2 separate regions of the Homo sapiens genome follow, and region 1 is linked to region 2. A link is a contact called in ENCODE Hi-C or POLR2A ChIA-PET data. All regions are on one chromosome and are shown on one strand. Each heading gives the region's core, a stretch centred on a gene start or an enhancer-like site at or near the end of the contact. The rest is flanking DNA. Distances are from core to core; before and after follow the strand shown.

Region 1 (4,502 bases), core at 569-3,068, 990 kb after region 2:
AAAAGTTAGCTGGGCGTAGTGGCACGTGCCTGTAGTCCCGCTACTTGGGAGGCTAAGGCGGGAGGATTGCTTGAACCTGGGAGGCGGAGGTTGCTGTGAGTTGAGATCACGCCATTGCACTCCAGCCTGGGCATCAAGAGCGGAAACTCTATCTCAAACAAACAAACAAATAAATAAATAAAAATCAGTGCTCAATCCTTACCTTGCTCCACAAGAAATTGACAGAGTTGATCCTTCCTTTATTCGTTACTTGCTCTGTCTATAACTCCTCCTCCTGGTTTTCCTCCTATGATCAGTCCTCTAGCCTCTGCTATACTGTCACCACATTCACCCCCTGGGTGTTCTCATTCAGCCATCTGGCTTTAAGCATCACCTCTACACTGATGGCTCCCAATTTTCTGACTACACCCAAGCTTCTCTCTACAACTCCAAAACAGTTTATCCTATTGCCTTCTTGATTAACAAGCATCTTACAGTTATCATTACCAATCTGTATTCCAGACACACATAGCTTAAACCTGCACCTTCCTCAGGGTTTCCCAGTCCAGTAGAGTTTACCTTGGAGTAACCCCTAAAGCCAACCCTGGAGTAATCCCTAATCCCTTTTCTTCTTTCCCCCCAATTTCTAATCCATCATCAAATCTGTGGACTCTTACTTTCAAAACATGTCTTGAATCTAATAACTTCTCCTCTCTTCCCTTCTAGGATATCACCTGACCTGAACTCTGAAGTAGTCTCTGCTAACTGGCTTTCTGCTTCCATTTTTGTCCTATTATTTTTCACACAGCAGCCAGATGAATCTTTAAAAACTGAAGTCAGATCATGGCTCTTCTCTATTCAAAACCTTCCAACTGCTTCTTTTCATCCTCTGCCCTCAGGTGTGATCACGACTCATTCCCTCATTTCCCATGTCCCCTCAGCTCTCTGCACAAATATCACTTCATCAGAGAGATCTTCCCTAATATCATCTCAAATACCAGTGCCTTCCGCCTCCACCCTCTGGTTCCTGTTGTATTTTTCGTTGCCCCTTGATATTACACTATGTGTTTATCTGTTTATGTTCTCTTTCCCTCAGGAGAATGTAAACGCATCAAGAGGATCTTGTCTTTCACTAATTGTATTTTCAGGCGGGGCCCAGAGGCTCACGCCTGTAATCCCTGCACTTTGGAAAGCTGAGGGGTGGATCACTTGAGGTCAGGAGTTCGAGACCAGCCTGGCCAACATGGTGAAACCCCATCTTTACTAAAAATACAAAAATTAAGTCGGGCGTCGTGGCGCATGCCTGTAATCCCACCTACTCGGGAGGCCGAGGCAAGAGAATCAGCTTGAACCCGTGAGGTGGAGGTTGCAGTGAGCCGAGATGGTGCCACTGCACTCCAGCCTGAGCAGCAGAGCGACACTCCATCTCAAACAAACAAACAAACAAACAAACAAAAAACAAACATATTTTCAATGCCAAAAAAGGTCTGGAATGAGGTGGGCACTCAGATGCTTTATTAACCACTCTAGGTATTATTCTAACACTTTATGTGCCTATTAAATTATCCCGACATATTAGATTTGCTGAATTGCAGTCCATATTTCGTAGATATGATAGCTGAAGCACGGAATCATTAGGTAACTTGCCCAAAGTGGCATTCACGACTCATAAATGGCTTAGGATGTAAACTCAGTTTTATTCCCTGGGACGCCCTCTCTGCTCTTCAGCACTTGAAGTTCAGGCAGCGAGAGTTGACATGGGGCCAGGGCTGCGCCCCTGGGGCGGGTTGAAGACAGGGTGAGTCTCTTGATATTCAGGAAATCATCGCGCACCCAGTCACCAGCGTTCGGGAGCCTGTCGCAGCGGGACCGACGGAATCCGGAGCAGGCGACAGGGCGCAGAAGCGGGATGTACTTCTGTTGGGGCGCCGACTCCAGGGAGCTGCAGCGCCGGAGGACGGCGGGCAGCCCCGGGGCTGAGCTACTGCAGGCGGCCAGCGGGGAGCGCCACTCTCTGCTGCTGCTGACCAACCACAGGGTCCTCTCGTGCGGAGACAACAGCAGGGGTCAGCTGGGCCGCAGGGGCGCGCAGCGCGGGGAGCTGCCAGGTGAGCGGGGGGCCCCAGGTGCAGGGTGTGAGGACCCCAGTACATGGGCGCGGGGGCTTGGGTACCGGGCGCAGGGAACCGGGTGCGGAGCGCTGGGACCCGGGTGAGGGGCGCGGGGGCCCAGGTGCAGGGAGCGGCTCAGATGCTGGGCGCCGCGGGCCAGGCAGGGAGGGGTGCTGGGAGCCTTGGATTCCTCGGGGCCCGAAGAGCCACAGGAACCAGGAAAATGGTGCCCTGTGCTACCGAAGAGCAACTTCCTCAGTTTCGTTTTCCCAACGCCCCTCGGATTTGTTTCGGTTTCCAATTCAAGTTCAAAGCGAAACTGAGAGCCGAAACTAACCTGGTCAGCGCTGCTCTGGAAAGAGATGTGGTCCCTCCGGCTTGCCTTGCAGATAAATCCTCGCCTGCGCGGTTCTACCTGGAGAAGGCAGCCTGACCTTACAAACGTGGTTTGTGGGTCAGACACCTGTATCTCCCTTAGAAATACACTGGGGCATTAAAAAATATATATATATAAAAATATATATATAAAATATATAAATATATATAATATATAAATATATACAAATATATAATATATAAATATATAATATATAAATATATATAATATATAAATATATAAATATATAACATATAAATATATATAATATATAAATATATATATAACATATAAATATATATAATATATAAATATATATATAACATATAAATATATATAATATATAAATATATATATAGCATATAAATATATATAATATATAAATATATATATAATATATAAATATATATAATATATAAATATATATAATATATAAATATATATATAATATATAAATATATATAATATATAAATATATATAATATATAAATATATATATAATATATAAATATATATAATATATAAATATATATAATATATAAATATATATATAATATATAAATATATATAATATATAAATATATATAATATATAAATATATATATAATATATAAATATATATAATATATAAATATATATAATATATAAATATATATAATATATAAATATATATATAATATATAAATATATATATAATATAAATATATATATAATATATAAATATATAATATATAAATATATATAATATATAAATATATAATATATAAATATATATAATATATAAATATATAATATATAAATATATATATAATATATAAATATATATATAATATATAAATATATATATAATATAAATATATATATAATATATAAATATATATATATAATATATAAATATATATATATAATATATAAATATATATATATACACATAATAGGCCGGACGCGGTGGCTTACGCCTGTGATCCCAGCACTTTGGGAGGCCGAGGCGGGCGGAGCACGAGGTCAGGAAATCGAGACCACCCTGGCCAATATGATGAAACCCCATCTCTACTAAAATACAAAAAATAAACTGGGCGTGGTGGCGGGCGCCTGTAGTCCCAGCTACTTGGGAGGCTGAGGCAGGGGAATCGCTTGAACCCGGGAGGCAGAGGTTGCAGTGAGCCGAAATCGCGACACTGCACTCCAGCCTGGCAACAGAGCAAGACTCTGTCTCAAAAAACATAATAATAATAAATATATATATTATATATGTGAGATAATACAATAATCGTTATGGATTATTGTAGAAATACGAGAAAGCAATCACCGTAGCTCCAACACCCAAAGATAACTCCTAACATTTTGATGCATTTTCTCCTTGTCTACTTTTTTCTATGTACATATTTAATCTTTATAAAAATCATGTCATTATAGATTTGTATATGCAGTATTTATGCAACTCTGTACATTGTGTTTTCATCAAGCATAATCTTATGAACATATTACCCTTTCATTTTGTATGTTTTGAAAATATGTTTTAAATTGCTGCATAACATTCTAAACTCTGAGAGTACCATAATTATTCTCTTTTTGTGGAAATTAGATTGTTTCCCACTAGGGGCTTTTATAAATAATACTGATTGATATTCTCGTAAGCAAATATTTGACTACATTTTTGATGACCTGCTGAGAATAGTTTCAAAAGGTGTGTGGAGGAGGAAAATTTTTCCTCTACCCTCTTAGGTTCAGCGGCTGGGTCCTGCAAACTTAACTGACAAAAGACAGATTGACAGGAGAAAAAGCATACAATTTTATTAATCTTTTACATATAGGGGAATTTACATGCGTGGGAATTTACAGAATAGAAGTGAAACTCAAGTGCTTCGACTTAGGAGCTTGTGTACCATGTTTAACAAAGAAAAGGGGGTTTGGACTTTAAAGGATGATGAACTCAGGGAAAGTGACTAGAAAATATATGGGAAAATCTAATGGAAGATAAGGGTTATTTTAATTGACTTGTTTATGCAGGCTCACCTCAGTGCCAAGTCTTCATC
Region 2 (3,982 bases), core at 707-3,206:
TTATTTTTAAGACAGAGTTTTGCTCTTGTTGCCCAAGCTGGAATGCAATGGCATGATCTCGGCTCACTGCAACCTCTGCCTCCCAGGTTCAAGCAGTTCTCCTGCCTCAGCCTCATGAGTAGCTGGGATTACAAGTACACGCCACCACGCTCAACTAATTTTTTGTATTTTTGGTAGAAATGGGGTTTCACCATGTTAGCCAGGCTGGTCTTGAACTCCTGACCTCAGGTCATCTGCCCGCCTCGGCCTCCAAAAGTGCTGGGATTACAAGTGTGAGCCACCGCATCCAGCCTGCACTTGTAATTACTTAATGTCCATTTTCCCTACTAGACTGAGGTCATGGAACCTTATTTTCTGTTTGTCACCCTATCCCTAATGTCTAAGCAGCAGACAGTCATTATTTGTTGATTGCTGTCTTCATCAGCCACTCACTGGGTTAACCCTCATTTAACTTCACATCCTTTGAATTATTGTTTACAGCATTGCATGTCAACTAGTGTGTAATGGATAATGTTTCAGGCCATCAGGTATCTTCTAGAAACCCCTTTGTTCATCTACCAAAGGTCAAATAAAAGGTTGGATTCTAGGTCCTCTTCTCCTCCCTAAGCCACACCTACACTTGTCCTAGGTAAAAAATTACACTGAAAGTTTTTTTCCCTTTTATTGTTTTTACTAAAAGATGCTTTCCCGCCACTCCTTCAGTATCACAGGTCAAACGTGGTAAAAAATGTTTTTTAAAAAAATTTGAGACAGGGTCTCACTCTGTCACCCAGGCTGGAGTGCAGTGGGGCGTTTACAGCTCACTGCAGTCTCCACCTCCCAGGCTCAAGCAACCCCCCACCTCAGCCTCCCGGAAAAGATGCTTTTTAAAATTACTCTTGGCAATAACTATGGCAATGTAGCATTGGTTTCTGTTGAGTATAATCTTTTTGTTTGTTTTTTGAGACGGAGTCTAGCTCTGTCGCCCAGGCTGAAGTGCAGTGGCGCCATCTTGGCTCACTGCAACCTCCGCCCCGCGGGGTTCCCGCCATTCTCCTGCCTCAGCCTCCCCAATAGCTGGGACTACAGACGCCCGCCACCACGCCCGGCTAATTTTTTTTTGGTATTTTTAGTAGAGACGGGGTTTCAGTGTGTTAGGATGGTCTCGATCTCCTGACCTCGCGATCCGCCTGCCTTGGACTCCCAAAGTGCTGGGATTACAGGCGTGAGCCAACGGCGAGTATAATCTTTCAAACCACTTTTCTCATTAACAGTAAGTAGGACTTTCTCTTAATAGGTACAAGCTTCTTACTCTTTTAATATATAGCTAAAACGATTGTTTTTTCCCTATTTTTAAAATAGAGGGATCAATGAAATCAGGTTCAGGAAAAAATTATGAGTTATCCTTAGGGCAAAAATGGGGATCAATTTACAAATGGGGCAGTAACTGGGACTATTATAACCTCTAGGTCTGTTTATCATGTGATCATACAACATATTAATTCATGCCCTCCCATCTGCAAAATGGCAATACTAATTTTTTTTTCCTCCCTGCTTTGCAGAGATGAGGTAAAGGGTGGTTGCCAGCAAAATGCAGACACATCCACAAATTAAAGGTACCAGAAAGTAAAACATAGTAAACACTGTTACCTTATTTATATCCCAGAGAACCAGCTTGCTTTTAAGTTTAGCAAATTCATAGGCAGTCAGTCTCCCAATTCCATGCCCAGCTCCTGTAATCAGCACGATTTCGCCGGTGACTGATTTTCTCCTCTTAGGAATAAAAAGCTTCACGAAGGACTCTAGGGAGCAGACGATCAGTAACGGGAGAAGCAGGAGGATGTCCAGAAGAAATTTCATCCCTTTTGTGGCTGCGAGCGTTTGGTGTGTTTTTTTTTTTTTTTACCACTCTAAACTGCTTTTAGAGGGTAGCTCGATCTAACACCAGAAAGAGTAGGGGCGAGAGCAAGGAGGAACTCCCGTATCAAAGAAAAACAACTCCGAAACCGTTCCTTCCGCTGGGCTGGGCTTTGTTGGTCTTTCGCAATTGGCTCGGGCTGCAGTGCTTGCTAGCTCAGAGATCTGGGAGGGACGAAGTCCAGACCGGAGCAAAGCTTCCTAGTTCTGCTTTGCGCAGCCCCCACGCGGTGTGTGGCCGCGATTGTCTTTTACACCACTTTCTCCCGGTGTCGTGAGCCGGCCTTGGAGGGTTAGTTGCTCACTTGTTTTCCTAAATTGGATAAGTTCCAAGGATAACCGACAGTGTCCACAGGCCAGATGCTTCTTTCATAGTTGAAGGTTGCTTATCACTAGATAGGGGGTGCCGCTGGGCGCGGCGGCTCTCGCCTGTGATCCTGGCACTTTGAGAAGCCCTGGCGGGAGGATCGCTTGACCCCAGGAGTTCGAGATCAGCCTGAACAACATAGGGAGACCCCCGGTCTCTTTTTTTTTTTTTTTAATTAGCCAGGCGTAGTGGCGTGTGCCTGTAGTTCCAGCTACTCGAGAGACTGAGGCACGGGAATTGCTTGAGTCCAGGAGGTGGAGGCTACAGTGAGTGAAGATCGCGCCACTGCACTCCAGCCTGGACGAAAAGGCCAGACTTTGTCCTAAAAAACAAAAACTAGATAGAGGATGCAAATGTAGATTCCTATCTTAAAGGATCCTGAAAAGACCAATCGTTCTGCTTCCAGCTGAGAAATTGCGCTACATCACATTTTAGTTTGAACTAAGCACGATTTCTGGAAGACAGGGGAAATTTTGTCTGTTCAAGGACAGCTTCAATCAAGCGCCAGAAAAAATTGTTATCGTATTAAAGGGATTGTTTCCACAAGAAAGAAGAGTATATTTGAATAATCATTTTTCACTTGACCTATTAGAGTTTGAAAATAAAAAATATATGTTGTACTTTAGGAATTTTATCTTTATTCAAGTGAATAAATAGCAAATCATTTAGCCTAAAGATTACCTATGTAACATTTGGTTTTGTAGCCTATATAAATGGGTATTCAGTATATGCTAACTAGTGACTTGAAAAAATTCTAGAGATTGGTTACTGGAAGAAAAGACCTAACTAGGGCTTGTGTCCAGTAAGAGCTTAATAATGGTATTGCATGCATTTTTTTCCAACTCATTTTTGACAGACATTGGATTTGGGTTTTGCGCAAGACACTCCAGTGCTTGGGAAGGGACTTTGTTGTGTGACAATAGTCAACTTTCATATTTAAGAGCCAGAAAGATCACACAAAAAAATCAAAGTTCACAAATAGTTCAAACTCGATTGTCCCTCTTACTTAAGCAGCCATACGTTGTTATAGGGGATGAAGGGATAGTGGCAGCCTCACAAAAGTGAACCCCATTATAGAATTCTTTGAATTCAGAATATCTACAACTTTTTTTTGGATAGCCTCCAAATCCAAATTTACAAAACACTTGTATAGAAAGTTTACAAAGTGTTCTTCCACATATATTATTTCATTTGATTTTCAAAAGCCTCCTAGGAAATAGAGAAAAGTAGAGTCAGGATATATTTATACCTATACTGTAAATGAATAAATCTGTTAGATCAACTTTAAAATCTACACAGTGAGTAAAAGTGTAACTGGGGCTACACATATGTTCAGTGTTTGTCAATTTTTTGGTCCAACACCTACAGGAATAAATTACATCTGACATGGTGATCTACTATAAGAAGTGTTTCAACTATGTTGAGTTTCATATATTGAGGCTCTAGCTATGCTATTTTTTTTTTTTTTAAAGGAGTCTCCCTCTGTCTCCAGGCTGGAGTGCAGTGGCGAAATCTTGGCTCACAGCAACCTCAACCTCCACCTCCCAGGTTCAAGCGATTCTCCTGCCTCAGCCTCCCAAGTAGCTGGGACTACAGGCACGCACCACCACACCCAGCTAATTTTTGTATTTTTAGTAGACAGGGTTTCCCCATGTTGGCTAGGATGGTCTCAATCTCGATCTCCTGTTCCACCCACCTTGGTCTTCCCAAGTGCTGGGA

Evidence for each region. A loop is a pair of places that touch in the nucleus more often than their neighbours do. ChIA-PET counts read pairs that join two places held with the same protein, here RNA polymerase II (POLR2A). Pooled maps may share reads with other maps.
Region 1: a loop to region 2 is called in a map of naive thymus-derived CD4-positive, alpha-beta T cell, with 4 times the contacts of the local background. The contact joins the promoter of HERC6 here to the promoter of HSD17B11 in region 2. A Hi-C loop is called at or near these places in 1 of 168 maps with a recorded cell type or tissue (naive thymus-derived CD4-positive, alpha-beta T cell), 1 of 37 single-sample maps with no recorded cell type and 7 of 50 pooled maps. POLR2A ChIA-PET finds 5 or more read pairs at or near these places in 1 of 52 experiments (activated naive CD8-positive, alpha-beta T cell).

The regions. Positions count from the first base shown.
Region 1 is chr4:88,377,034-88,381,535 of GRCh38, forward strand. It overlaps HERC6 (HECT and RLD domain containing E3 ubiquitin protein ligase family member 6), which reads left to right and starts at 1,819. Exons shown (of 23, transcript NM_017912.4): 1 at 1,819-2,087. The coding sequence starts at 1,889. RefSeq lists a silencer at 2,042-2,231 and an enhancer at 2,242-2,571.
Region 2 is chr4:87,389,232-87,393,213 of GRCh38, forward strand. HSD17B11 (hydroxysteroid 17-beta dehydrogenase 11) reads right to left here and starts at 1,957. Exons shown (of 7, transcript NM_016245.5): 1 at 1,630-1,957. The coding sequence starts at 1,839. RefSeq lists enhancers at 2,169-2,238, 2,252-2,824.